2 separate regions of the Homo sapiens genome follow, and region 2 is linked to region 1. A link is an interaction called in ENCODE POLR2A ChIA-PET data of the cell type or tissue named here. Cell type or tissue: A673. All regions are shown on one strand. Links, peaks and the distances in the headings refer to the core of each region. The heading gives the core; the rest is flanking DNA. Region 1 has its middle 21 kb from the start of TILRLS. Region 2 has its middle 150 kb from the start of TILRLS.

The links. ChIA-PET counts read pairs that join two places held together with the same protein. Peaks named below come from ENCODE experiments on the same cell type or tissue, not always from the same donor. Only the 100,000 strongest peaks of a DNase experiment are listed, where the experiment ranks them.
Region 2: POLR2A ChIA-PET joins it to region 1 with 8 read pairs; 1 of 35 experiments calls an interaction of 5 or more read pairs at or near these places.

Annotation. Positions count from the first base shown.
Region 1 is chr5:67,281,116-67,296,406 of GRCh38, reverse strand. No RefSeq gene overlaps it. Among named protein-coding and RNA genes, the nearest start is that of TILRLS, 21 kb to the right of the region's middle. In A673, for the core only: no CTCF peak of the experiment used is centred there; a DNase peak (open chromatin) is centred at 8,366; H3K27ac peaks cover 1,414 bases.
Region 2 is chr5:67,407,323-67,422,613 of GRCh38, reverse strand. No RefSeq gene overlaps it. Among named protein-coding and RNA genes, the nearest start is that of TILRLS, 150 kb to the right of the region's middle. RefSeq lists an enhancer at 5,618-6,274. In A673, for the core only: no CTCF peak of the experiment used is centred there; a DNase peak (open chromatin) is centred at 8,623; H3K27ac peaks cover 1,997 bases.

The sequences.
Region 1 (15,291 bases), core at 6,119-11,118:
AAAGTTCTCACTTTTAATTTACCATTTTGCTGATGATAAAACTGTGGCTAAAAAAAGGAACCCAAACCTACGTCTGCCTGCCTTCAGAGATTGTACCTCCAAACTGGATATTATCCTGCTTTACTTTTGAATGTTGAAATGATACATTTCACAGGCACCTATGAAAAAACAGTAGGTGTCTCTTGCAGATCATCCATGTGTAAAAACTTTTGCAAATAGGCACTTCAATCTGTGAAGCTCCAGATGAGGCCAGATGATGCACAGAAAGTTGAGGATATTTAGAATTAACTAAAGGGTGAAGAGAGTGGATGCAGGAGGATGAGTAGGGAAGCAAACGATGAGATACACATGACTGAGCTGAGTGACTTCTACAAAATGGTGAGCTCACTCGAAAGAAGCAGAGGCTCCCAGAACATCATGATGAGCAGGGAGCAAGCTCCCTTTGTCAGGCAAAAGACATATTTATTCTGCTTTGTCCTAAATAGTGTTACCGATAGTGAGCAGATGTATGTTCATTTCTGATCTAAAATATACGTTATATTTGTGTGTGTATAGTCACCAAAAGACAACTGCAAAAAAATATTGCAACATTTCAGCAGAGATTTTCTCTGGGGGGTGAAATTATGAATATTTTTATTGATCTCTTTTGGGTTTCTTTTCATGTTTTCCTAACCAAATTATTTTACATGTATTAATTATGCAATTAGAAAAATAGTTACATAACTATGTGTGTGTGTGTGTACGCATGCCCGTGCACGCACACACACACACACACACACACACACACACACACTATTAACCACACTTCTGCTAGGTCAGTCCAGCTATAGTCATTTCCTCTCTTCTTTGTCCAGGCTCTTCCCTCCTCTCTTTAAGCCACCGGCATCTATTCATTTTTTTCCTGCTTCTCTTCCCCAAGGCAGTGGGCTCCTATCTTGAGGGGAGGGAGGCCATCTAGAAAGAGCATCCCGCCCCTCGCCAGCCATCCTGCTTTAGCACCACAGAGCCAGTGGGGAGATGAAATCGTGCGTGGGGGGCACACTGAGGATGTCCCGCTGAGGGGAGCAACTTGCTCTCAGATAACAGTTCTGCAGTGGCTCCACCATCAGTCTGTGTTGAGCTAGGTGGTGAGTATGATAAATACACTCTTCCAAGAGGTAATTAGCAGAAGAAGGAAAAACATCTCTGAAAATTCAATAGCACTAGAAAGGGATAAAATCACATTTCAAGACACATATTTTTCTTGATATTAGAAAATACCCAATCAGTTACTTTTGCACTTTCCTTACGTTTTAGAAGATGGAAAGAAAGAAGGAAGGGAGGGAGGGAGAAAAGAAAGGAAGGGAAGAGGAGGGGAAAAGAAAAGAAGGAAAAAACCAGCAACAACAACAAAAAGGCTTCCCTTTCCTGAAGTCAGTGTTAGAGTTTAAAAGAAATTACCTTAACAGATAGCTCCAGAATTATCTTTAGAAAACTGTTTCTTTATGAAAACAACTTAAGAAGGTAGGATAGGAGAATGTGAGGACAAGGGTTAGCAGGAGACAAGGCAATCAAAAATATGACATGAACAATGTGGACTTTTAAGAAAAAGTACATCTAACTCTCAACTGAGGTCATGTGCTTTACTGAGATGTGAAAATGTAACATTCTTCTCTGATTCCCTCACACCCTTGGTAACACCTAAAACACACACACATACACACAGAGGGGGTGGGGCCTGGAGAAATCGGGGTAGTTTTATGAAAATCAAAATGGCTAAGCTCTTTGTCAGGGTTGACACTGGTGAGACCCAGGTACCAAGGATGAGACCATTCATACCCTGAAGCAGAGGCAGGAGAGCCAGTCTAGAAGTGACATCCACAATACTCAACAGGGCTGACTCCCAAGCATGGCCATGGGCTAAGGACTGCCCTGAGGCACAATATCTGTGGCATGAAAGAACCAGTTTCATCCTCATGACAACCATCTGACGTAGAAGCTATTCTGACCTCCATGTTCTAGATGGGGGAGGCGAGGCTTGGGAGATTGAGTAACATGCTCCAGACCCCAGGCTCTTCATCACTCAGCTGAACCACCTCTCCTGAAGATGATACATCCCATGAACACACGCAATGCTATTGAACTTTTCCTCAGATTTTTGGATGGGGGTAGATTTCAAGGCAATCTTATTTTGAAGTGGCAAGAGGGGCTCCATCTGACATTTGAGTAAAAGTGATATAACATAGTAGTGATTTGTACTTAGACACCCCCTTTGCTTCCTAACTTCAAATGTGACCTTGGAAAAGCTATTTCTCTTCTCTGATCCACAGTTTCCTCAACAATAAAGTGGTAGGCTGTTAAGAAGACCTGCCTCATAGGATCTTGTAAGTCCTAAATTCACCAGCGAACCTGAATTGTGCAGCACGGGGCTTAGCACATAAGTGCCCAATCAATAGAGCCTTTTATTTTCTCTCTGCAGTCAAAATATATACCGATGCTGAGGGCACAAGCAAACAGCTGGCCACTAGCAAACCTGCTCAACCTCTGACTGTCAGGTGCACCATCTGTAAATGCAAAACATCTGCTTTACTTCATATAAGGCAGTAGGGTTTCTGTCAAATAAAATAAATATAGGCCTAAAGAAAAGTTAAGGGAAATAAGCATTCAAAAGGCCACTTTAATGCACTATTGTGTGAATGGAGCATAAAAACAAAAAATAAAATGTTCCTGCCACTGTCTGAATATATTGGGACGAGTTACAACTTGGAATTTACACAATACCATTTTTCCAAGGATTAAAATTTCTTATTCCAAGTTCAACACATATGCTGATGCTCTGCTTTCTTTCTCCCACCAGGATTTTTATAGGGGAGCCTGAAATAAGATTAAGCAAACATAACAAACCCATATCACATTTTCAGTTAAAAAAAAAAAAATGAAAGCCTGAATCAGTCAATCCACCTCTCTACTTCCAGCTGAGCCATAAATGTCAGTTGTTCTACTTCAGTAGAAACAGAGGGCCTGTCTCATAACTCTATGGGGAGCCAAGTGAGATGAGAAATGGACCCAGAAAAAAAGAGCCAATTGTTTAAAAAAACTGCAATGCTGGATGTACTTGGAGTTCCCAAAGAGCAGTAATTGCTGAACATCAAATTTTTAGCTATCACAGGGCCACTGTTAAAGAGTTAAACCACATCCCACAAGAGGGCTTTGACAACATGTGATGTGAATAGAAATGTCTCCCACATTTTCTTTTTTAAAATATTCTACAGGAAATAAAGAAAGCTGGTAAAGAGAATCACCAAATGGAAGGGAAAAGGTTAACTGCCCCCTACGTTGAAATGCAGCCTGCATAAATGGTGAATTGTGGGGCCACATGTGTTCCTGTTGATAGGTGTGGAAACATTAAGAATAAGAAGTCTGAAATTGAATCCATGAACTTGTTTTCACAAAGTAATTCCTTTAAAAAAATTATACATTTAATGTATCTTAGATGGAGAAGAACTTTTGTTTTAGAAAGGAGAAGAAAAAAGAAATTCCATGGTTTTCAGAATTTCAAATGGCTTAAAATGAATTTTTATCCTCTGAAAACAAAATCAGGGTGCCTGTGAGAGAACACAGGAAGATCTCACTATTGCACCATCCAGCTCATACTTCAGCAAGTTTTGCAAAGCAGGTACAAGGTAACTTGTAACGGCAGTGCCCTATCAACTTCTCTATCAGTTTACTTCACCCTGTGCCTTAGAATTGGAGTCTCAGGTGTCATTTCACAAAAAGAGTTTTCCCACAAATCAAAGAAAGCGAAGCTGTGAATATTGCTAATGAACAGAGATAGTAGTATCGGTAAAACTCTCTCTCCACCCTCCCCCTACCACTTATACTCTCTCACTTCCATTAGGAAGACCCATGCTCTGTCTGTGACCATCCCTGAGGCATGGCATTACACTGAGAAGGTCACTCTCAGGGCAGAAGACACAGTTCTCAGAATACTCAGTAATTCCCCTGCTGGGTGGGGCAAAATCCTTGGAATGAGAAATCTAAAGGAACAAAAATCATCTTGAAAGTGCTTTTGAAACAGTGAATTTTGTGTATGTCGAACAGAGGACCATTTGATTTCATTTTTATTTTAAAATGCTTGTGGGCAGAATGGTCTGATGTGCCACTTCTGTGGGTGTTTCCAGCAAGTTTAGCCAGTAAGAAATCTGCACCAGGAACTCTCCCCTTCAGAAACAACACATCCCTCCATCTCCACCTCCTTTTGCACGTGCAGAGGTCAATAAGTCAGTAGTAGATGTTCCTTTACCAGACGCAGAGGGGATCCTGGAGGTATTAAAAGATTCGCCTGCTCAAAGATCATTCCCCATGTAGCTTTTCAATTAAAGTCAGTTGTTTAAAGAATAGATGTAGAATGGGCATTAAGATGGCCCCTGATTTACAATGCTTCAACTTAACAATTTTTTGACTTTATGTCAACGCAAAAGAAATACGCGTTCATAGAAATCGTTGAGTGTTGAATTTTCCTCTTTTTTCTGGCTAGCTACATGCAGTACAATGCTCTCTCATGATGCTGGGCAGTGGCAGCGAGCCACAGCTCCCAGTCACAAGAGTAAACACCGATACTCTGCAGTGTACTGGGTTGCTCGATGATTATTGTCCAATCATAAATTTGTGTTCTGAGTGCATTTAAAGTGGACTAGGCTAAGCTTTGATGTTTGATGGGTCAGGTGTATTAAATGCATTTTCAACCTTCAGTGGATCAACCTTTTAATACCTCCGGGATCCCCTCTGTGTCTGGTAAAGGAACATCTACTACTAACTTATCAGGATGCAGTTCCACTGTAAGTCAAGGAGCATCTATCTGGGTGGAAAACTGCAGTGAGGGTGGGGTGAAGGCAGAAAGGGATCAATGAGAAAAGAGCTGAGAGCAGAAATCTGCTTGGGTTTCACAATGGGGCTGTGTGAGACCCTGCGAGGTGGGATGAGCAGACACAACCAGGAGTTGCAGAGATTAAAGGAGCTAAAGATGCCCATTTCCTACTTTTCTATTATTTTTCCCAAGAAAGGTCAGCTGAGTCCAGAAAATGAGAATGAACTAGGAAAGTTCACATTCCTGAAACTTTTCTCACATTACAATGAAACAAAACAGATTTAGGGAAGATACCATCACGGTCACCTCTCATAATAAACCGGATTAACCTTAGAGTCACAGATGTACAAGAGCACATTCAAGGACTGTAAGAGTTAGAGGAGATGTTTAGCGATCTAGTACAAGAGTTCTGAACATTTGGGGAGCCACAGACCACTTTAGAAAATGTGATAAAAGCAATAAGCCTTCTTTTGAGAAAAAATATTTATATCCACAAAGACATAACATATTATAAACTATTCCAGAGGGCTGGCAAGATCTCTGAAGCCCTCCGGGTCATGAATAAAAGACATCTAACCCAGCTACCTTCCATCCACTCCCACCCCATAATGATGTGAGGAAGCAGAGGGCCTGATGGGTAAAATAATACATCATAGTTTCAAACAGAGTTGCAGCAGGGCAGCAGAGTTAGCTCCATTGCCCGATTCTTAAAGCAGAATCCTTTCCACTACTTTGTGAATCATAAAGGAAATATCCACTTTGTTTATATCTCATGCCCAACATGCATAAAAATTAATATCTCCGCTGCCACTCAAGTCTCTAGGAGCCACAAGTCAAAATGTCAGAAACCTAGACAACTAAACAAGAACATCCTTGTTTTTACAAACACAGTGATTTTTTTTTTTATTCTGAATAAAACACATTCTTATGACAGCTACCTAGATACTCTTAAAGTGAGCATCCCACTGATCCCTGTCAGTCTGTTCCCAGACGTGACCATGACCAAGCCTGGTCCCCAACATTTGCCATATGCACAGGTGTACTCGTCTACTGCTGGATGGACATCTTTTTGAAGCAGTTCCATCTTATTCTCATTATTGTTCAGCAGAGAATTCTGTCCCCTTTTCCCTTTCTCTATTCAGAATGTGGGCTGCTGTTCTTTCCAAATCATGGCAAACTTTCCAAGTTGTCATGGGGCCAAACCCTCTCGCTCACCACCTCACATCACTGATTAATGGGTCCTCTTGAAATCTGGGCCTGAAGTGTAAGCTATTGTGTTGCAAAGGGCCCCTTCAGGCAATGAATCAGGGATTTGGGTGGGCTATTGTAGAATTTCGGAGCATGTAATATATCTTTATCACTTGGCTAGGGATGCTAATCAAAAATTACTGCATACCAATATTTTTTGGATCCCTTTCTCCCTTTACAAGAGCAAAGACTTGTCCTTAGAGAGGCAAAGATTCTAGGAAAAAGTAGAACACCAGTTACATAATTTTTTTCAAAAACTAAGTATGTAGAATGCTAATCTTTCCAAGACTGGTCATTATCCAGGGTGCTATGGTCATTGCCTAATGCAAGAGGCTGCATGGAACAAAATGCAAGTCCTTGGGGCACCAGCTGGGCCTGCCCCAGGGAGGACAGGTTCTAGCACCAGGTCAGACTAGTCCAGTCCACCAAGGGTGACCATCCTAAGCTTTTGCTATGACTTCCATGCTTACCCCCATCTCATCCGCCTTCCAACCCACATGCTTTTCACAGTTGGGAATGCTGCACACAGCAGAGTCACCCTTTGGGGACTCCTTAGAAACCATGTGTTAAACTCCAGAGTCTGATTTGACTCCCAGTGGCCAGTTGAATCCAGGAAGCTGCAGGAAATGTGTCCATCCCTTCCACTCCAAGACAGCTTTCAACTCAGAACACTTCGAGGTCACAGCTTTTTCTCGCTTAGGGAAAACCGGCAGACATCCTGCTGCTGGGTAATCACTGGGCTATGGGCAGAGCTGTCCATGACAGGACCTCACTCAGCAGTGAAGGAGAGAGATCTGGTGTCAGTCTTCTGAATGAGCACCTGGTAGTACCCACTCAAATGGCCCCTGGATGTGCTGACCCTGGCTCAGCTTTCAAGAGCTCCTTCTAAGCTGGCTACAGCCTCTCCAAGGAATGTTTTAAGGCCTAAATCTCAACCTGCCAATAGCTTGACCTCCTTTTGGATCAAGCCTGCCCCTCTCTCCTTCCCTACCCTGGCTGTGTGACTGCCTCCATCCATCTCACTAGGTTCAGAGTCCTGGATCATATACTTCTGCCCTTTCTCTAATTTACTGATGGAGTAAAAATTTTATCACCTACTTCCCTCAGGATCTTCCCTTTTCAAGAATCTATTTTTGGCAATTCCACTGGGTATATAACTCCCCAAAGTGAAAGCAGAGTCTCAGATACTTCTATACTCATGTTCATAGCAGCATTCTTCACCATAGTCAAAAAGTGGAAGCAACCTAAGTGTCCTCGGATGGGTGAATGGATAAACAAAATGTGTTATATACATATGAGAGAACATCGTTCAGACTAAAATGAAATGAAAGTCCTACACATGCTACAACGTGGCTAAACCTTGCAGACATTATGATAAGTAAAATAAGCAAATCACAAAAGGACAAATATTGTGTGATTCCCCTCATATAAGGTACCTAAAAATAGTCACATTTACAGAAACAGAAAGCAAAATGGTGATTGCCAGGGACTGAGGGGAGGAAAATGGGAAGTTACTATTTAATGGGTATAGAGTTTCAGTTTCTGAAGATGAAAAAGCTCTGGAGATGGATGTTGGTGATGGTGTCACAAAAATGTGCATGTACTTGGCCAGGCGTGGTGGCTCACACCTGTAATCCCAGCACTTTGGGAGGCCGAGGGGGGTGGATCACAAGGGCAGGAGATCAAGACCATCCTGGCTAACACAGTGAAGCCCCGACTCTACTAAAAATACAAAAAATTAGTTGGGCATGGCAGCACATGCCTGTGATCCCAGCTACTCAGGAGGCTTAGGCAGGAGAATCGCTTGAACCCAGGAGGCAGAGGCTGCAGTGAGCCAAGATCATGCCACTGCACTCCAGCCTGGCTGACAGAGCGAGACTCTGTCTCAAAAAAAAAAAAGTGTATGTACTTAATGTCATTGAAAAGTATACTTAAAAATTACTAAAATGGTAATTTTCGTATCATTCATATTTTAACACAATTTTTTTCTGAAATGTTTAAGTCTACCTCAGGGAGCAAAAACAAGACTAACAAAATATAAACCGAAGGAAACGTGCTGAATGCATTACTATTAAAACTGAAGAGATGAGTTACTGCTTACATATACCCTGCATTTATTCACTCCCCTGTTGTGCTTAAACAGCTTCCTTCAAATTTCTGGTGGCTCCTGGAGGCCTGTGAGGCAGTGACATGATTCTGAGAGACAGAACATCCCTGCAGGCCCAGGAAGATGTGATCTTTCCCACTTGTCTCTGCTGAGATGATAAGTATTCACAGCATGACATTCCGAGAAAAAAATTACATAAAAGCAGTTTTCCTCAGTACTATTTCTGGACCTTGTATGAGTCACTCATTGCCTTCTGAAGTGCTTGCATTGCTAATGAGGGCTTTCCATGCACAATACAGCAAGAATCCTTCAAAATTCTATTGGGATGGAGAATAAAGAAATTGCTGTTTCATTCTTAAGTTCATCCTGAAGGGTTAGAGACAAACTAAATGGAAGAACCAACCACTTATGCTGTGCTAGGTGCTTTATCTACAAAGCCAGCCACCTGGGAAGTACAAGCTCAATGCATCTAGAATGCCCCATGCCTGTCTCAGTAGTGTTTAATTCTTCCAAGAGCTTATTGTACCAGCTGGAAGAAATACAGTGACACACTTCTTAGAGATAAGTCTATCTCTTGTTATGTGCAGAGCTGGAATCTTGTGTTATGTGTGGGTAATTACATTTATGATAACCACTCTTAGAATGGCTATAAGTTCAAAGGGACCTCACGGTTGAAAGGCTCCTAAAAGATCAATTTAAAAGTTGCTCCAAATAGACTAGGACTCTAGTTCAAATGCTTCTTATAGCTAACGGTTCACAGGACAGCCTATTATCAAAGGATTTGAACAAATTAGCATCTGTCTTCCTTTCCACCTACCTCCCATGTGAAGTTAAATGAGCACACATATGAAAACTGTAAATCCTTATCCAAACAGGAAGAATTCCTATTAGCCCCCTTTGTAAAAGGAGGAAACAAAGACAAACAGAGATTTAAAAGTTTGCCTAGGATGGCCCAAGAAGTCATTAAAGAGTGTGACTGAAGGCTGCTTTTAGTGGCTTCAAGACTTGTACTTTTCTTCCTACGCTTCATTTCCATTCCAAGCCCTCCATACTCAAGGAGCATCCACTTGTTGAAAGTTACTTAGATCCCTTGGTCTATTCAAAGAAGGGACAGAGGACCAAGTCAACAACCAACCGAAGAAGAGGAAAACTCCTCTCCTTCCCCTTGTAAGCAACCTGTGCAGGTGGAAGAGCTCCTTATTTTCAAAGAGGCAAATGATCCATTTCTGAAGGGGATCTCCAAATTCTGGTCAATTCCCTTCACAATGGGCTGCTCTCTCCTCGTGTCCAGGTGGCTGTTAACCTCATTTACTGTTTTCTCATTCTTTCCTCTGGATAGTATTGTTACTGAACAAACATTTCTCCAGGAGTCATTTCTGCTTCTGACACCAAAGCTACTTTCCCTCCTGCTTCCCATTTCTGTTGAATTCTTAGACTATCAGAGCAGGTGCCAATCCTAGAGATTCAGCCCAGAGAAGTTCAGATACTTGCCCAAGAAAGTTACACATGTAATCTGTGGCCCAGGGAGTGGCAAATCTTTTTTGTCTCATCACTCAAATCCTTATCTCTAGCTCAGTGCCTGGCATGTAGTAATCACTCAGTCAATATTGGATATAATAGGAATGCTTTTCACATCTTACATGGAACCAATCGTTCTATTTCTTGGTAGGAGGTGGAACAGGGAATAGAAATGCAAACCACCTTTAATAGTATTTGTGTGGCAGCCAATGAGAGGAACAGTACTCAGGGATTAGAGGGTGCAGTTGCTCAGATTAGTATTGAAGGTTGGCCTTCCCACCACCTACATACGGTCAATGTGTTGTATAGTTTATGGATGACCACTATGTCTAGCCACAGGTCAAGTAGGAAATTTGTGTGTGCATGTGTATGTATGTGTGTTCATGCATGTGAGGTAGGGAGAGAGAGATGAGGACACAGAAAAAAAACATAAGGACTAACTCTCAGATAGGGACAATAGGTTGTCAGAACGAACCAGGAAGTGTGTGTCAGTGCCTGAAGTTCCTGTGTTTCCAAGTTCCTCTGTGCCAGTCACTGTCGGCAGAAATCATCATGTACATTTACAGGTAAAATTGAAACTGAGGAAGAGCAAATTCTTAGTCACTGCCTTAAAATGTCCGAGTCCTGTGAATATTCCCTCCCACTAGGCTGGGAACAACTGTCTGCACTCAAGGCTGCCTGCACCCACCTGAGTGTAGGGGGCATAGAAAAGCTGCTTCCCTTTTGCTGAGAATAACCCTGAAACCTGTTAACAATTGTCCAGGGTTGGACTCTGTTTGGGTCCATGGACTGCTCCCTGGCCCAGGGCTACTCATCTCAGCACTGGGCCCTTCAGTGTGTCTGAACCAGGCAGGCTGAGGGAGAAGGCCTTGCTTGCTTGCTGAAGTTTTGAATGTGGCTGATAAAGCTATTGAGCATTTTCAAAGCCATGCAACGTTTTCATGAAGAACGACATTAAGACTTTCAGTCTAATTGTACTAAACTGTGCTTCAAAATCCTTTTCAAACCTATGTGCATTTAAAAGGACTAAACTATTGCCTTCTGTCTTTCTTTGCCAAAAAAATTCAGAGAGAGGGACCTGTGTTGGTACAACCCTAGTCTCTGACAGAAGGATGACAGCATCTTGTAGGCTTATCTCTCTTAGCTCCTTTGTAAGGACAGATTCAGTGCAGGCAAAGGCAAGACAGGCCTTTTGTGATCAATTCACCTTTTCTTATTCCCATATACTGGTCTTTTATCTGAGGTCAGGGAGCCTGAAACCCTCAGAGGTAACAAAATTAAAGGCATATTAAAGGTTGTTCAGCTCCACAAAAGAAAATTATAAGTCGTCGTTAAGTTCTCACAAGGAATCTTATCCAAAGGGTCTGTTGTATTTTCAGGTATAGAACCTGACACATAGATGTTCAAAACTATTTCTTTCATTGAAAGCTTCACAAAAGCAATATATCACTGAAAACCAAAAGATATCTGAAGAAAGGTTTTTTTCTATGCAGACACAAGAACAGAGAAATGGACAAGAGACAAAGCTTTTAAGTGGGCTCCACTGGGCACTCAGCAGAACCTAAAGTGGCCCCATTGGTGTGTTGATATTCAGTGACTTTTCACACCTTTCTTTGCTTCAAAAATCTGACAAGCTTATCTCATTGAAACTGCTACAATTTTCAAAGCCAACAACACTCTCAGAACAGTTGGCTAAAGAGGAATAAAATGTTTCAAAACCACAATGAATTCGAGAAAAAAAGAAGTCACAATGTAAAAATGTTTGAACGTGAATTCATGTTCCTTTGAGGACTTCATTATCATTAGTTTATTCCTAAATCAGACTGCTACAGAAATAAGGGTAGCCCAAGAGAAAAGATGAGAACACTAAGGCCAAGCTCCTTCAGGCCAGGCATAAGGCTTTTCTACCCAAATGTCAGATCCTCATGGCTGGAAGGAGCCCTGCAGGAGGTTTCCTTTCCAAATTCCATGTCGCATCTTGAGATGCTCTAAGACAAGGGTCAGCAAACGACAGCCTGCAGGCCAAACCAGTCTGCTACCTATTTTAGTACGTATTGTAAGCTAAGAATGGTTTTTACGTCTTTAAGTAGCTGAAAAATCAAAAGAAGGACATTTTGTCATGCTGAAAAATTATGTGAAACTCAAAGATTTCAGTGTCTATAAATAAAATGTTATTGGAACACAGCCCCCCTCATTCATGTATTGTGTTTTCTATGGCTACTTGTGTGCTACATTGGAAGAACTGAATATAGAGCTTACAGCTCACAAAGCCCAAGAGCTGGCTCTTTACAAAATGTTGTCCATTTCTCTGCAGCATCACAGAAGGACAGATAAGAAAAGGGAGCCTTCTGGTGCCTTTCCAGGGACCGCAAGGGGAGAGGTTTGTTTTCCCCATTAAAGATTCCTTCACCAAGGCAGAGAACCCAGAGGCCACGTTCCTATTGGACGCTGAGACCTGAGATAAGCTACTCTGTCATGAAATTCTGACCCTCTGACAGTTTCCAAGGTTGTGCAGCCATTAAAGTAAATGATCTGTGCATTTTCAATTCCTGCACTCAAGCTGCTTTGGCCACCCTATTATCTCATGGTAAATAACACACTGTAATCACACAAACGTGTGATTATATCCACTAAACACTGAGGAGGAAGAAAGAGGAAAATGGTCCCCCAGTTTGTGGCATGGAGCTGAGTAATGTGTTAGACATTCCACATGCCTGCCAGGGCAGAGACCTCTGGACTAGGCTTGTTGATAAAAAGACTCTCCGTAGATGAACATTACTTGGATTAAAGGTTGTAATGCTGCTGTTATGGTCATGTTCAGATCAAGTGTCAAGCAAGTCTGGATCTTGGGGTAGTTGGCATGTATCTACTGTCACATGGGGTTTTGTATCCAAGCATTCAGTGCTTCTTAGAGCTCTGAGAATGTAGCGAGAGAGAGGGAAGACAATGTGGGATTGTTAGCCGACAACAAGTTCGATTTATCCCTTTGTTAAAGTGAATCTGAGAAGAGGCTGCAATCTATGGGTGCTGTGAAGTCAGCACAATTGGCTTTGTTTATATCCCCATTTGTTGTGGCGGCTGCATGGGCACAGATTTGCAGAAAAGAGAGGTTTCCATATTAAAGTCATCCTTCTGAGTGTTTGGTGCTTTGTTCTCCTGTTACATAAGTCCTTGCCTATCGTGCTCCTGGACTTAGCAGCTCAGCCTAGAGTGATTTGGGAATGGGCAAAGATCACAAGCCCATGGCATGACAAAGTCCACTAGCAAAGTTGTTCTCAACTTCTTTTCATCCCCAACTCACCTAAGGGATGTGACACCTGTTAGTCAAAAACAGTGCTCACCAGGGCCATGATATTTAACAAAGGAGTTAGTCGGGGCTGGAGCAAAATATATTTTTAACTTTTAATATATAATTTTAATATATTTTTAATTTTTACCAATTAAAAATGTATATAAACTCTGCAGGAATGTATGGTTCACAAAGGTTCTGCTGTCCTCCCACACCACAGCTGACAATTGCTGCAATGAAGGGCCTCTGTGGAGCAGGCTGGGGCACTTGAGTCTCATTTCTTTCCTTGGCCTTGTTCTAGCCCAAAGGTGGATTCAGGTAGGAGAATGCCAGAATCTGGCAATGACTGAGTGGTCCCAGGCCACCAGATCTTGATTCCACACAAGGTTTCCCTGATGTTCCCACTTCCAGGACTTTGGCAGGAATGATAAGGCCTAACCAAGGGATACTCCTTGACTTACCTACTCAGTAAATTATCTATATTGAGATAATCTAGGTCCAACCACTCCCATCTGGGCTTAGAGGAGAGTTGGAGGACGTAGGGTGTGGGGAGTGTCTGGCCTTCAAAGCCAGTTCCTCCCAGGATATCCAGGTTCCCTAGGGAAGGATGCAAGGGGTCCTTGATGGTAGAGGAGGAGTAGGATAAATGAGGGGAGTGGGTGGGCAGGGATGAGAAGAACCCAATTCCTTTCAACGTCTTCATCCAATTTCCAGAATCTCTATCCAAAGAATCCCCAGAATCCAGGTGGAGATCCCTGAGGCTAGGAACTTAGGTGTTTGACTTTGTATACGTTTGTGTCAGGTACAGTAAGAGCAATAAGCCCTCGAAAACACAACTAATTTAGGAGGTTTCTGCTTAGGTTTTACTTCAGAAAAGACCAGGAAGAAGTAGACAGACAAGTAGGATGTTTTTAATGATGCAGTCATTTAAAATGTTTGTGTTTGAGAAGACACAATGCACACATTTCCTATCAAAATCTTGAACCGTGTTGTTGGTTGGCATCAGAGCTCACCATGATCACAGCTGCTGGAGTCATCATGAGAATAACATTTGTTCCTCGGTGTACCTACTTGTGTGGACATCAGTGAGCTAAACTTGCTGTCCAACTCAGCAATGCCACAGAAACAAAGTAAAACAGGACTTACTTTCTTTATGAAAATGCTTTCTTTTATAAAACTTTTACCTTCAGCAAAAACTGTTTCTTTCAGGATGGCACTGTAGGATACTATTAGTTTGCCAACAAACTTTTGGCCGAGATGGATGATTTTCACTTGGCTGGATCAAGTTAGGAAAGGAAAGAAGAAAGGAGAGGAAAAAGGAAAGGAAAGGAAAGGAAAAAGGGAAGGAAAAGGGAAAGGGAAAGGGAAAGGGGGGAACGGAGAAGGGGGAAGGGGGAAGGAGGAAGGGAAGGGCACTTGAGTGAAAACACTCATTTGTGCTTAGTTGATTTGAAATCAACTTTATATTAAAGGAAGGAAAATGAAACTAATCAAGTACTACAAATCTGAAAGGAGAGAATTTTTGCCAATTAAAAAATATGTGTATATCCATATGTACAAAAATATATGTGTATGTACATATTTACATATGCAGACACAGATACACACATACACACAATGTTTCAGACTCACCAAAAGCAAAGGAAGTAATATATTTTTGCAACTATCCTTTTTCATCTTTCAAAACTAAAACAATTTACATTATTACAGAAATCATCCTTAAACCTATTAACTTCAATGAGGTTTATAAACTTTCCCATTATAAAATAGACATTATGTCTGTAATTAATATATTTCAGAACCAAAAATTGAGACACAATGTCTGGCACATGGACTTTCCAGGGAGAGGGAGGACATTTCCAGGAAATCCTGGACACATGGTTGTTGTAATGATGCCACATGTAGAATATTACCAATTGTTAAACCTCTTGAATTATAAGAATGATGCTCCATATATTCCTTGCGTCCCTTCTACCCCAAAGTCAAAAAGATTACTGGCCATGTAGCAGTGCTGACTATGTTTGGATGATGCTTTATGGTTTATAAAAATATTTTTCAGTTTTTATTTTATTTATCAAACCATCTGAAATGAAAGCAAAGAAACTATAAAGACTCTACCCATTTTTAAAATTCTCCATTTTGCTGTTATAGATAGAAAGGCCAGATACCAAAGGTCATCCAAATAGTAATTGGCAGAGCTCAGCCATAAGCACATAGGTTGACTAATGAACTGACTGATTCAAGGGATCGCTGTTAATTATCTATACAATTGGCAAGCATAGA
Region 2 (15,291 bases), core at 6,647-11,646, 130 kb before region 1:
GTCCTCACCCAAATCTCATGTCAAATTGTAATTCCCAGTGTTGGAGGTGGGGCCTGGTGGCAGGTCACTGGATCATGGGGGTGGATTTCTCATGAATGGTTTAGCACCATCTTTTTTGTGCTGTGCTTGTGATAGTGAGTAAATTCATGTGAAATCTGGTTGTTTAAAAGTGGTAGCACCTCCTCTCTTTCTCTCTCTTTCTTGCTCCTGCTCTGACCATGTAATGTGTCTGCTCTCCCTTCACCTTCCCCCACAATTGAAGCTTCCTGAGGCCTTCCCAGAAGCTGAGTGTATGACACCACCATGCTTCCTGTACAGGCTGCAGAACCATGAACCAACTAAACCTCTTTTCTTTATAAATTATTGTCTCAGGTATTTCTTTATAGCAATGCAAGAACAAGCTAATACAGTGGCTAATCACATTTATAGATTGTGTATGTTGAATCATTCTTGCATCCTAGAAATAAGTCCTGTTTAATCATGTCTATGGTTCTTTCAATGTGTTGTTGAATTTGTTTTGCTAGTGTTTTGTTGATAATTTTTGCATCTCTGTTCATGAAGGATATTGGCCTGTAATTTTCCTTTCTTGTAGTGTCTTTATCTGGCTTTGGGATCAGGATAACACTGATCTCATCAAATCAGTTTGAAAGTGTTTCCTTCTCTTCAATTTTTTGAAAGAGTTTGAGGATAATTCATGTTAATTCTTCCTAAATGTTTGGTAGAACTCACCAGTGAAGCCATCAGGTCCTACACATTTCTTTTCTGGGAGTTTTTTGATTACTGATTCAATCTCCTTACTCATTATTGGTCTATTCAGATTTTCTCTTTATTTATTCATGATTCACTGTTGGTAGGTAGGTTGTGTGCTTTTAGAAATTTGTCAATCACGTCTAGATTATCCACTTTTTGTCATACAATTGTTCATAGTAGTCTCTTATGATCCTTTGTATTTCTGTGATATCAGTTATAATATTTCCTCTTTTATTTATAATTTTATTTGCCTCTTCTCTTTTTTCTTAAGTTGGTCTACGTAAAGGCTTGTCAGTTTTGTTTATCTTTTCAAAAAACCACCTCAGTTTTATTGAACTTTTCTATTATTTTTCTAGTCTCTGTTTCGTTCATTTCTGTTTTAATCTTTATTATTTCCTTCCTTCTGCTGACTTTGGGATTAATTTGTTTTCTTTTTCTAGTTCCTTGAGATATACAGTTAGGTTTTTTATTTGACATCTTTCTTTCTTAATTTAGGCATTTATCATTGTGAATTTCCCTCTTAGAACTAACTTTGCTGCATCCTAGTCTCTTTCCAGGAGTTACTGGCGTAAATGTCCTGAGCTTGATGAAGCAGGAAACGGGGACAGTCTTGGCCCAAGCATAAGGTCTTTGAATGCTGCTCAGTAAGAGGGCCTCCTCACCCCTACTGTGCTGAGAGGGTGAAGGTGGAGAAGGGGTCATGTGAGAAGCTTATGTGGTTTCCAAGAGAGGCTTTACTGACTTTATTCTTTGACTTAAAATACGTCTTGACAACCTGCAAGAGGAGGGAAAAAGTATTTTCTTTTTTGAGACAGGGTCTTGCAATGGCACGCTCGTGGCTCACTGTGGCCTCAACCTCCTAGGCTCAAGTGATCCTCCTGCTTCAGCCTCCTGAGTAGCTAGGACTACAGATGCATGCCACCAGGCCCAACTATTTTTATTTTGATTTTTTGTAGAGAGAGGGTTTCACCATGTTGCCCAGGCTAGTCTCGAACTCCTGAGCTCAAGCAATCTGACTGCCTTGGCCTCCCAAGGGAAAAAAATATTTTTAATTGTGATCAGGTTGTAAGGTCTTAATTGAATCTCGTCAATGCTTAACTCTTCTCCTCTTGTAAATATCCATACTAACACATCTATGGCACTAGATAAAACCTGGAATATAGATGCAACTCAGGTGAAAATGGAGGAGTGAGAGAATCAGAACTAACTGGGATTTGTTTTCACTTCCCAGACGAATTAGGACTCAAATTAGAAACAAAAATTTTTAATGTTGTATTTCATATACAGCTCAATTTTATGTAATGCATTGCTACCCACTATAATAACGGCACTGTCATCTTAATATTTAGTTGTTTAAAAGTCATCCATTTTTCTCCTATAAAGACATATTTTAGTTATATTTTGCAAATATTTCCTAAGACTTATTTAGGCTTGATTATATTTTTAAAATTCTGGCTCTAGCAAGGTAAAATAACTTGATTTATCAACATATGACAATCATACTGAAGTAAACTATCTAGAGCCCTAAAAAAGGTGGGTACCCAGCCGTTTCCTTGGGTTATTTCATAGAGCTCAAAGGATAACAAGCATTTCAACATGAGCAGCAAAATAGGAAAGCTGGGATAAGGGCTCTGAGTAGTCCCAGCTACTCAGGAGGCTGAGCCAGGAGAATTGCTTGAACTCGGGAGGTGGAGGTTGCAGTGAGCTGAGATCACACCACTGCACTCCAGCTAGGGCGACATAGCAAGACTAGGTCTCAAAAAAAAAAAAAAGCAAGAGTCTAAACAAACTCATAACCAACCATAAATATCTCACCCTATTTTGTTAAAAACACACAAAACCCCTGAAAACATAATAATTTCTTTTATTGAAGATAGTGAAGAAAGACCTGTGAGGTGACTCACACCTATAATCCCAGCACTTTGGAAAGCTGAGGCAGGCAGATTGCTTGAACCTAGAAGTTCGAGAACAGCCTGGACAACATGGCAAAACCATGTGAGGACAGAGCAAGAAGGCACCATTGCTGGGCACAGTGGCTCACACCTGTAATCCCAGCATTTTGGGAGGCCAAGGCAGATGTATTGCTTCAGCTCAGAAGTTCAAGACCAGCCCCAGCAACATGGTGAAACCCCATCTCTACTAAAAATACAAAAAACTAGCCAGGCATGGTTGTGTGTGCCTGTGGTTCAGGCATTGCATGATAACACTGCATTGCATAAACTTACTGATAGGATGAGTTTTCAAGAAAATAGTAATAATGGAATGCTAAGCTCCAAGCAAAATAAATAAAATACACAAATTACATGGGGATGCCTAAAGCTAGCAGTGATTATGGCAACATTAAACATGGAAAAATTACTCATGTGTTAAGATTATCAGTCTCTGCTTCCTGAATTCCCTGTCCATTGAAGAACTGGCTTTGTGGTTTCATTAAGTTGTTTCTTACACTCCATTAATCACTCAGAATAATGCTATATTTTAGCTTACCCCATGGTTTGCTACTATAACTTTTTCCCAAATTTTCATTTGTTTTGCTTTTTTTATTCTTATTTATTAGACAGATAAATACATTAATTCAGCACTGAAAACTTCTAGGTTTATAATAATGAAACATGTATGTTAGTATATACTTTCTTATTAAAGATAGTCTCTATTGAGCCATATTCTTTGACCCAATAATTCTATAAATTTAATCCAGAAGAAATGATCAGAGATGCACTAAACATCTATGTACAGTCATTTGTTATTATTTATGAAAATCAAAATTAGAAAGAATCTGAATAATCGATAATAAATGGTTTCTCAAATAAATTATGAAGAAACATAAATGATAAAAAAACTGTATTTCCTGAATGCTCACATATATAAGTGTTAATGCATAAGAAAACTACACAGACACAAAACTGATAAAAACAGTAACTTCTGAGGATGAGAAATACTGGAGGACTTTATTTAATTATTTGAGACTTTTTAAATGAGAATGCAATGGTGTTTTGCTTGATATAATCTTTAAAACACATATAAAACTATTATTAATGTTCTGCAAACCCTACATAAATAAAGAACCAGATCAAAGAAAATAGCAATGAAAAAAGCACATCCACAAGATGAAATATCATATATCTATTAAGATTAATGTTTCTGGATAAATTTTAGTGATATGAGAAATGTTCATTATATATTACTAAGTGGAGTAAAGAGAAGGATAAAATGTTCTCTCTGCTATGAATATCTGTGTGTGTCCATAAATAAGAAAACAGAATAAAGCACATCGAAATATGAATAGTTGTTATATGTAGGCTGTGAAATACCAATGATTTCTGTTTTCCTTCTATATTTATTTACTTTCCAAGTTTTCTATATCTTTCACAATAAAGGTAAAAATATTTTTAAGCCAAATCATAAACTGAGTTCTGACATCTACTACACAGTATGTTACCATCAATTCCCAGGAAAATATCCTTTCTGTTGAGGATATTCATCATAGAGATTGTGTACAGTAGATGATGTACCATGATTCCACTAACTAGAAATTGAAACGGTGGAACACTGGCTGGAACGTTCTGTCAGTTTTACTAAAAGCAAAACAAACAAAAAATGGGAAAGCAGACTAGAGATTCAAAGAAGTGAATTTGCTTAACAATAAAATTAGCAAGCACTTACTAGATGTCTTCCTGACCTTAATATACAGGTGCATTCTGAATGGCAGCTCACATAGCATTGTTACACCCTGGAGATTTTAGGTTCGCCACAGGAGGAAATTCCTAACACGGGTGCTAGTTTTCAAAGCAAGGTAAGGAGAGCTCCTTTCCAAAAATAGGACAGTGTCTTATGTGTCAAGCAAGACATCTATGAGGTTTGCTAAAGGCAGCTGACTGGACTAAGTCACTCAAATTATTTTCTGCTCTATCACTAAAGAGAGGAAAACATAGCCTAATGTTTTGTAACCTAAACAACACATTTGTAGGTTGAATTTTCAGATAGTTTTAAGTAAAAAGTAACCTGGAGCAAAGATTCTCACATTTGATATTCTAGAGATTCAAAAGCTCTTGAATGATTTCAATAGATGTTATAAAACTCTCAAACTAAACATGTTAACTCACTTTAATTTTTTAAATGTTAAATAATATACTTACAATGTAGTTCATTTAGGAGTTTGTGTGTGCATATGCGTATTATGTGAATAGACTGCCAATTCACGTGTGTATGCACAAACACACACATACACACAAACAGAAGTTGCTGAACATTGCAGTAAACAGGATATATACACTGGGCATTTCATCACCATCCAAAGCAGAAGCTTCAAGAATCCTCACTTGTGTAGACCACTTGCAAGGCCTTGGGTGGTTCCTAAGAATGTGCCCACCTGACCAAATGTCTTGATTAAACTTGTAAAAGAAGATATTTTTATATTTTTCTACTTGAAGAGATTCTCCAATATTGTATATGCTTTGGACCCCAGAAGCCTGAACCTATGTGTGAGTAGCATTAAATATATGGCTGGAAAGACAGCAGACAAGAAGAGGTAACAACATAAACATTTACTGAGTGCTAAATATGTGTGAGGCCCAATGAAAGGCATTTCGTACAAACCACACAGAATCCCAGACCTTCCATTTCCAGCTTTGGACCCTGCCCCCTCACTTCCTGACCCAGTGTGAAGTCAGTTCAATTGAATTATGGGGCCCACAACGGAGGCTGGTTCTCAGCTACCCCTATAGGGATGAGGATAATGAGAAAGAGAAGGAATGTTTAGCCCTGCTTCAATTCCTCATTGTCTTCTACTTCCCTTCTTTGGTTGCTTGATAACATTGCATTTTATTTATAATGCATTCTTCTTTGGTTTTAATGTGCTTTTTAACATATTTCATCTGATTCTACCATCACCCTAGAAGATAGGGAGGTATTCTTAAAGCTGTTTTACATACAAAAAAACACTAAGTTTTAGAAATGCCAGGTGGCTGGATAAAACTCATAAGGCAAATAACACAGCATGATCACCAGAACTCAACCTTTATGACCTCTCACTTAGTGACCTTCCCCCTGCTCCATCCCTTGAAGCAGTGTGAGAGACAAAGGGTAAACAGACCTTCCTTCAACAACATAACACTGGGTTGTTACAAAAACTGCCTTGGGGCTTCCCAGGCAAAATCAGTGTGGCACACAGCCACAGAAGATCAAAGAAAACAAAACCACTGACATGGTAATCTTTTCTCTTGACTTTCATTAAGAGAGCATCAACAAGCAAGCCCATGGATCTAACCCAAGGCCAGTGGCAGGCACTGAAACTCTAAATCTCTGCCTTTAAAATAAATGCATGCCCTCTGGCTCCACCATCACATCTTTAAAATCTTAGTCTTTTCAACTGGCTTCCATAAGCTTTCTCCTCTTACCCCCTTCCTATAGTCACTGTGGTCTTTTTTTTTTTTAAGCCCTTTTAGAGGCTCAGGTATAATCTCCTCACATGTGAAAACCATAAAAGTTGTTCTAATGTCAAAACAGAACCACTCATCATTACTCAATTTTCTTAAAATAGAGGAAAAGTTAAAAGTGAAGATGGTCAAAGAGGCCACCTTGCCAACTTGCTCAAATTCCCCAACTACGCAAAGTTATTTCCCCTCCCTGACTCAAAGGAGAAGTTTTTTTTATAACTCAAACTGGGCCAACAGAATGCAAAAGGAAAGGTGAACAGACATAAAAAAATGAGTTCCAGAGAACATGGCCACATTTCTAGAATGAGCAGGATACAATAATTGCTTATGTATCTTCACCACTTGTTTCTTCATTACCTCTTTATAGTCAGCTTCCCTCTCACTGTTCTACTTAAAGGGCACACTTTGGGGTCTCCAATAGTCCTTCTGACAAACCAAGTTGCTTATTTTCTGTCCTTGTTCTCTGCTTTCTCTGCATGACTGCTATGGTCTAAATGTTTCTGTCTCCTCGAAATTCCTATGTTGAAATCCTCACCCCCAGAATGATGGTATCAGAAGGTGAGGTCTTTGGGAGGTGATTCATTTATGGCAGTACAGCCCTCATACATGGAACTAGTGCCCTTATAAAAGAGACCCCAGAGGGCTGCCTTGCTTCTTCTACCACGTGAGGACAGAGCAAGAAGGCACCATGGCTGGGCATGGTGGCTTACACCTGTAATCCCAGCATTTTGGGAGGCGAAGGCAGATGTATTGCTTCAGCTCAGAAGCTCAAGACCAGCCCCAGCAACATGGTGAAACCCCATCTCTACGAAAAATACAAAAAACTAGCCAGGCATGGTTGTGTGTGCCTGTGGTTCAGGCTACTCGGGAGGCTGAGGTGGGAGTATCTATTGAGCCCGGGAGGTCAAGGCTGCAGTGAGCCATGATGGCACCATTACACTCCAGCCTGGGTGACAGACTAAAAAAAAAGAAGGCACCATTTATGAATCAAAATCCTAGCCCTCACCATAAACCAAATCAACCAGGACTTAATCTTGGACTTTGCAGCCTCCAGAACTGTGAGAAATAAACATTTGTTGTTTATAAGCCACTCAATTTATGGTACTTTGCTATAGCAGTTAAAACAGACTAAGACAGTAGCCCTTCACTCCACTGACAGGCTTCAAGAGTTTCCCTTCTTGAACCTCTCCATGCCTTTGGACTTTGGGACATTCCAGGGTTTTGGTTTCTCCTTATTTCTCCACTTGCTACTTTTTTTCCCTTGGTTCTACTTACAGGTCATTCTGCTCATCCCATCCCTCATTCTGTTTTGCTGTTTTTCCCATTCTTGTTACAGCAACAACAAAAAAAGATTTAAAAGCCTATGAGCCACTCCAAATCCCATCTGAGAGAAAACTCATTTGCTCCTATTTGCAAATATAAGATGTTTTAAGGGTTGAGCTCAGAAAAGACTCTGAAGGAAGGCATGCAGATGCATTTCAAAATGCCATGCATTTTCCTTGAGTTGAGGCATGCATAATCTCAGGCTGAATGAGGTTGCCCAAGGACTCAAAAGAATTGACTCACAGAATTCACTGCCAAGATATTCCCCAAAGTGGGAACAAATAGGGAAACTTTCTACCTCTGTCATTACAGGCTACATGATGAGGACTCAAGGTTCAGAGGGCCACATGCTTAATTTTATTATCCAGTAACCAGAACCTTGTTGCTGATCAGTCAAAAGCTAAATTGATATGTAATTAAAAGCATCTTTTGCCTGTCAGCACTCCGTGATAATCAACACATTTGTCTAATTGAAGGGCAATGTAATTAAAGAAGTTTTGAATAATGGAATTAGAAAATCACAGAGGGGTGTGCTTACATATAGTGTGTCCTACTTAAACAAGGCGCCCCCAGAGTCTCTGCATGTCACAAGGCCAGGAGGAAAAGCAGTGGTCATTGACTAGATGCTGGATTGATTTAATACAAATGAAAGTAAGATTCCTTGCTTTCCCAATAAAATATTCATTGAATATTAATAAGTAGAACTCAGTAAATGTCACTTTAACAGGCTCCTTATGATTCATTCATTCAACAAGCTACCTAATTGACTGCTGAAAATGCATAGGCACTATAGGAAATCTAAAAGTAAATTAGAAATATATCCTCTGGACAAGAAACTGACAATCTAGTAGTACGATTAGATATCCTCTTAAATAACCACAATATAAATGGAAAGTAAATTATGTAAGAACCGCCCAGAGAAAATACTACGTGCTAAGATTTTTTTTTAAATATCAGTATACAGAGATTACTTTTAGTGCCAGGAAGTAGAAAGCTATGGAGGAAGAGAGAGACTAAAGAAGGAAATAACATTCGATGTGCATTTCCTATCCCAATTCATTCATTCATTTGAGAATTACTTATTACTTGCTCACAAAGTGTAAGGATGTGGGGAATACAATAGTAATAAAATACACAATGACCTACTTCCTATGTAGCTCTGAGTCTCATCAGGAAAGCACGTATCATATAAGTGATTGCAAGAACATTGAGAATCACCAAAATAACGTGGTGGGTATTGTAACCTGGCAATATTCAAGCAGTCTTGCATTTCCCCAGTGCCCCACAATACATTCTTGTGCTTCCTTTTCCCTAGCTAGGAAGCTATGGAATCTGGTTGCAGGATTGAAAATGTCAACCAACAATACAAAAGACTCTCATTTATAAATCACAGACAATATTGGTGTTTTATCTACCAAGAACCCCAGCTCCACTGAGAAAACAGGGGAGTCAAACAGACATTAGTCACTCAGCTGACCATAAATGTAGCCTAAATAAATAAATAAATACTAGATAATAATTCTCAATTAGACATAATAATACTCTACACAAAAGCCAGAAAAACATATTATGTGTTTTTATTAAACCCCTTAGATTGCTGGTAAAAGTGGCCTTATGTTGGGTAGTTGAGACAACTCATCTAGGACACAGACCCATGATTGCAGGTAATGAGAGAAGGTGGCTCCTTTTATGCCATGTAAGCTAAAGTACTCATATTCATTCATTCTAGATAGAAAAACAAACTTGTCAGCCATGGTGGCTCATGCCTATAATTTCAGCACTTTGGGATGCCAAGGCAAGAGGATCACTTGAGCCCAGGAGTTTGAGACCAGCCAGGGCAACGTAGTGATACCTATCTCTACAAAAAATAAAAACAGCTGGGTGTGGTGGCATGCACCTGTGGTCTCAGCTACTTGGGAGAATGAGGCAGGTGGATCACTTGAGGCCAGAAGGTAGAGGCTGCAGTGAACCACTGTACTCCAGCCTGGGTGACAGAGTAACACCCTGTCTCAGAAAACAAACAAGAAAGCAACAAACATCATTAATACAAACAGTCCTCAACTTACAATTGTTCAACTTAAGATTTTTCAACTTTAAGATGGTATAAAAGCCATATGCCTTCAGTAGAAACCGTACTTTAAGTAACTATACAACCATTCTGTTTTTCACTTTCAGTAAAATACTCAATAAATTACATGAGATATTCAACACTTTATATAAAACAGGCTCTGTGTTAGATGATGGTGCCCAACTGTAAGCTAATGTAGTATTCTGAGCACATTTATACCTTAAGTATCTAGGAGTAGGCTAAGCAAACTATGTGCAGTAGGTTCGGTGCATTAAATGCATTTGACTTATATTTTCAACTTACAATGGGTTTATTCAGATGTAATCCCATCATAAGTCCAAGAATATCTGTAGATCATTTTAAATATATATATTTTTTTTAATGGAGGTTCCTTTATAAAGCGCTTGTGGAATACTTTCTTAAAAAGAAAAACCCCTTTTTTTCCTGAACACTTCAATCTACTTCAAAAACTTCATGTGCTTACTTTATATATTTACTGATTTTTGTTTGTCTATTAATCTAGCAAATATTTAGCATGGTGTGCTAGACACCACCCTTGTAGTTACAAAAATGAATAAAACATAGCTCTTGCCCTCCAGTAGAAGCTATAAAATCCCAGAAGAGAAAGAAATCAACACACAAAGCTTAACCAAGGGACTCCAACAGAGGCAGGTTTTAAAGGGAGACAACGGTCATTACTGGGCCTTAAAGGTGGCCATGAGCATGCCAGGCCAAGCTAAAGGAAGAGAAGCCATAACTTGCTCTATGGGAAGAGCAATTAAGATACTTTCATGTTTAGGGCTTGATTAAATTATATTATTAATTTAATAAGACTTTTTATCCTGAGAGAGTCTTGGTGGTTTTTTATTAGAAAGAGGCTAAAAATAGAAACACATTGACTCTGGGCTTTAAGTGTTCTCTTTAAATAAAACCCTCCTAGAGGTCCCATCTTCATTCTGAGTTTCAAGGCTGATTAAAGCACTGCTTATTAAAAGCAGGTCTTCTCTATAAGGGAGGGCAAACCCTTAATTCTAAAAAAAAAAAAAAAAAAAAAAACGTGGAGAAGAGCCAGGGTATAGTAAGTGTTTTAATAGTTACACAGTTACTTACCAAGCACACCCAGAATTATCAACAAAACAGACAATTTTATGCGAGTAAACAATATGAATCAGTTGCTTTAAGAGCCCAATTTCCATAAGAGAAAGAGAATGTGTGCTTTCACAGTCATAAAATAATGACCAATGGTGTCGTCAACACTTTTCATTCCTACATATCAATATTCTTGACGAGTATCATCTGATGGAATGTATATTATTCTATCTAGAGAGGCGAATGATTTGACACAAATACCTTAACTCAGCATAGCTGAGATGGTGCTGGGTTTAAGACCAATGCTCATCTACCATTTGACTTCCAAATTAGTTCTGGACAACACTTCCACAGTGAGCTATAAATCAGAGAGGAAATGAACTCTGCATTATCTCACAACTCATGCAAAACACCTCAACTCAGTGTCACCATTCCTTCCAACACAGAGTGACCAAAGGACAAGAAATCTCATTAATTTAGTGTATTTCATGTTGAACCACTGACTTTCCGCTTGGAACTGTGGCGAATTCACCTCCCATCTCTTCCCATCCCTTAGGATGTAGGAAGTGCCTTTTTCCTTCCGCTATCCTTGCTGAAAAGACAGAACATTTTTTTGTGATCATTAATTTTTTTCTATTTTTATATATATTTGCATATATATTTCTATTTCTATATGTATATATATCTATTTTTATATATGTGTATATATCTTTTTAAAAAATATTTGAGATGGAGTTTCGCTTGTTGCCCAGGCTGGAATGCAATGGCACGATCTCAGCTCACTGCAACCTCCACCTCCTGGGTTCAAGCAATTCTCCTGCCCCAGCCTCCCAAGTAGCTGGGACTACAGGTGCCCGCCACCATGCCTTGCTAATTTTTGTATTTTTAGTAGAGACAGGGTTTCATCATGTTGGCCAGGCGGGTCTCAAACTCCTGACCTCAGGTGATCCAACCGCCTCGGCCTCCCAAAGTACTGAGATTACAGGCATGAGCCACTGTGCCCGGCCTAATTTATATATGCTTATGTATTTTAGATATGTATATGCATTTTATACACACACACACACACACACACACACACACACACACACAGACATACTGTGATGGTTAAGTTTAGATTGGCTAGATTAAGAGATACTGATAAAGCATTATTTCTGGACATTTCTGTGAGGATGTTTCCAGAAGAAATTGGCATTCAACTCAGAGGACAATGTGGGCAGGCACTATTCCATTGTCTGAGGGCTCAGATAGAGCAAAAAAGGCAGAGAAAAGGTGAACTCACTCTCTCTCTTTCCAGGAGCTGGCACACTTTTCTTCTCCTGCCCTTGAACATCAGAACTTCAGGTTCCCCAGACTTCAGACTCCAGGGCTTGCACTGGCAGCCCTTCAGATTCTCAGGCCTTCAGTCTCAGAATGAGAGGTACAACATCTGTTTTCCTGATTCAAGAGCTTTAGGACTTGGACTGAGCCACACTACTAGCTTCCCTGCTTCCCCAGCTTGTAGATGGTACATCACGGGACTTCTTCACCTCCATAATTCCATGAGCCAATTCTCCTAATAAATCCCCTCTTAGCTAGCTAGCTAGATACATGCATACATACACACATAGATATCCTATTTGTTCTGTCTCTCTGGAGAACCCTGACCAATACACATGCACACACACGTTTTTATATATTTATATACTTATATATTTAGTCTATTTTTTATTTTCTAAAATATGAATTTAAATCAATCAGTTTCACTCTAATTGCTGGTTTACCTGCATCCCACAATTTTTTTAGTTTGGTTTTTATTATTATTTAATTAGAAATATCTTAAAATTTCTCATTTTTTTACCAATATACAAGTATGCTATTTAATTTTCAGATACTTCAAAATTTTCTAAATGTCATGTAGTTATTGATTTCTAAGGTAATTCTGTTGTAGTAAGATTTCAATCTTTTGAATTTAATTATTTTATATCTCAACATATGATCTGATCTGTCTTGGTAAATGTTCTATGTCCTCTTGCAAAGAATTCTTATTGTGAAGTTGTCAGATGAATTGTTCTATAAATGTCAATTTGGTTAAGAGAGTTGGTAGTTTTGTTCCAATTATACAATTTCACATATATGATTTGTGTTGTTTGTGCTATTATTGTCATATATTTTAGAACTACACATTATAAGCCTCAAATTAATTGCTGATATTGTCAGTTATATTTTAAGGAAGTTAAGATATATTTTAATTTGATGTTGTCAGTTATATTTTAAGGAAGTTATATTTTAAGGAAGTTAAGAAATTAGAAAAAAAGGTAGTTTATATTGACTTTCTATGACATGGAACTACAGAAATTTGACCACCTGGCTTGTCAAACTAGTCTAAATGTGTTCCCGTACATGACTATCATTCCACATACGTGCCTCTCTGATAACCTCTACAGTGACATTTAGCTCATTCCTTTAGTCAAAGTGCAACTCCTTTAAAGATCAGAATCTCTTATGGCAAAGGCCATCATATAACTTATTATCTAAACTGGGACACGTTGACAGTTTTAATAATTATGTAAGCACAAGAGTCATGCAATATGACATATGGTCACCCTACTTATATCGTGCTGGTAAGGAAATAGTCATAAGATGGTTCCCTGCTTGGAGCTCTGGAGGAAGGAAAGGAAAGGAAAGCAATTCTAATACTTCTTTAAACTACTTGTACTCAGCATGTTATAGGAAAGTCTGTTACTGTTTTTTCTTTAAAGAAACAGAGGTCTGAGGATGCTTATAGATCTACCAGTTTCAAGTGGCCAGTTGTCACTTCCCTTTGGTATATTCTCTGTCAGGTTATACTTGATAGAGTATTGTGTCATGTTTTGAAAGACCACTTCACACTAAATGCAGGTATTATCATTGTGTATATTCTGCACGTGTGAGTGAGGGGATAAGGAGAGAAACAGGGAAAGAGAAGATAGAGTGAGAAAGAAAAAATACGCTTTGCCATTTTTCTTGATAGGCATATTAAGTTGATTTCATCTTTTCTCTAGAAAGTTGGAGAAATGGTGTTGAGGTCCTATTCAACCAATTACATTATTTGTTATATTGTATTCATTCATTAAGGGCTCTTGTCTGATGCAGCAAAGTAAAATCTTACTTTAAGGTTGTTGACTTCATTGTGATTAGTGTGACTACTAAGCAGCCAAAGAAGAAAAGGAAGGAAAGATCATCTGAGGACTAAAATAGTTTGTTAAAGGGAACATCTTTATACTAGTCCTTGAAAAAGATTTTATCCACATTCTGTTTAAAAGAGGTTTGCAACATAAAGCATCCCCAGCTCTCTTCTATTGGTCCCTGGCTTCTATTTAACAGTTGTCCAGAACATTTTACAGCCATTCAGCTTGGTTGCCATTGATTTCTTTGACTGAACTGAGAAAATATCACAAAATGTTCTCATGCCACTGGGGTACTAAACAGAAAGTACAATAATGTTCTTGAAAATTTTTTTAAAACCTTTATTTGTCTTATAGCCATGGCCAGATAGAAAACATTTTGTAAAGGAGAAATAAACAAATATCTTCTGTAGTCTTTCTTCTTAATTAAATGGATAAGAAACAGATAATGTTCTCCTTATGGGTAATATAAGTAAATAATTATGTATCAGTGGCAGATTTCTCACAGTGGCTTCATTGGTTTGATGTCATTCATACATAAGTAGACAGGAGAAACCTAAATGGAAAAAAAAACCACTGATGCAGTTTGGGCCAGGGAATAACATTTAATAATGCAATACTAATGCACTGCAGTGATAAAAAACAGACATTCTTAAAATTTCCAGAGCTCTGCAGCAGACATTTGTTTGCAGTATAGATATTAGAGAACCACATTTCCTTAAATTCTAGTACCATACGGACCTATAAATACTAAAGAGAACATAAATCGTCATAGCTTTATTAAGATAGTTTATGAAGATTCTATACTTAAAATTTCAATTTTCAGCAATGAAAGAGAGTGATAAACTTTCTTTAGTCTATTAATACTGATAAAAGAATGTTATTCATTTGACCTAAATCAAATACTAATTGGAAGGAACTGGAGGATTTCTCAGAACCAGGAGAAGAAAGAGAAGACAATGTAGACTAGAACCAACACTTCTTTTAGCCCTTTCTAGCGAAACTTTTCACCAGGACTTTGTCAAGAATTGGTGTCAAATACCAGTTGGCTCTACCTTTAAATATATCCAGAATCTGAGCAATCCTTATTACCACCACTGCCTTCACTCAATGCAAGTTCTCAACTACATCACCGCAACAGCCTCTTAGTGATCTATTTCCAATCCTTAGTCTCTGCAGCCTAGTCTCAACCCAACAGAGTAATCATTTTAAAAGTTAAAGCAGTTAGTTTATTTCTCATCTGCTCAAACCCTTGCAATGGCTCCTAGTTTCACTTAAAAAAAAAAAAAAAAGAAGAAGAGAAGAGAAGAGGGGAGGGGAGGGGAGGGGAGGCTACAGGAAGCACAGTGGCTCATGCTGGTAATCCCAGAACTTTGGGAGGCCGAGGCAGGAGGATCACTTGACTCCAGGATTTTGCCTGGGCAATATGGTGAAACCCTGTCTCTACAAAATAAATAAATAAATAAATAAATAAGCCAGG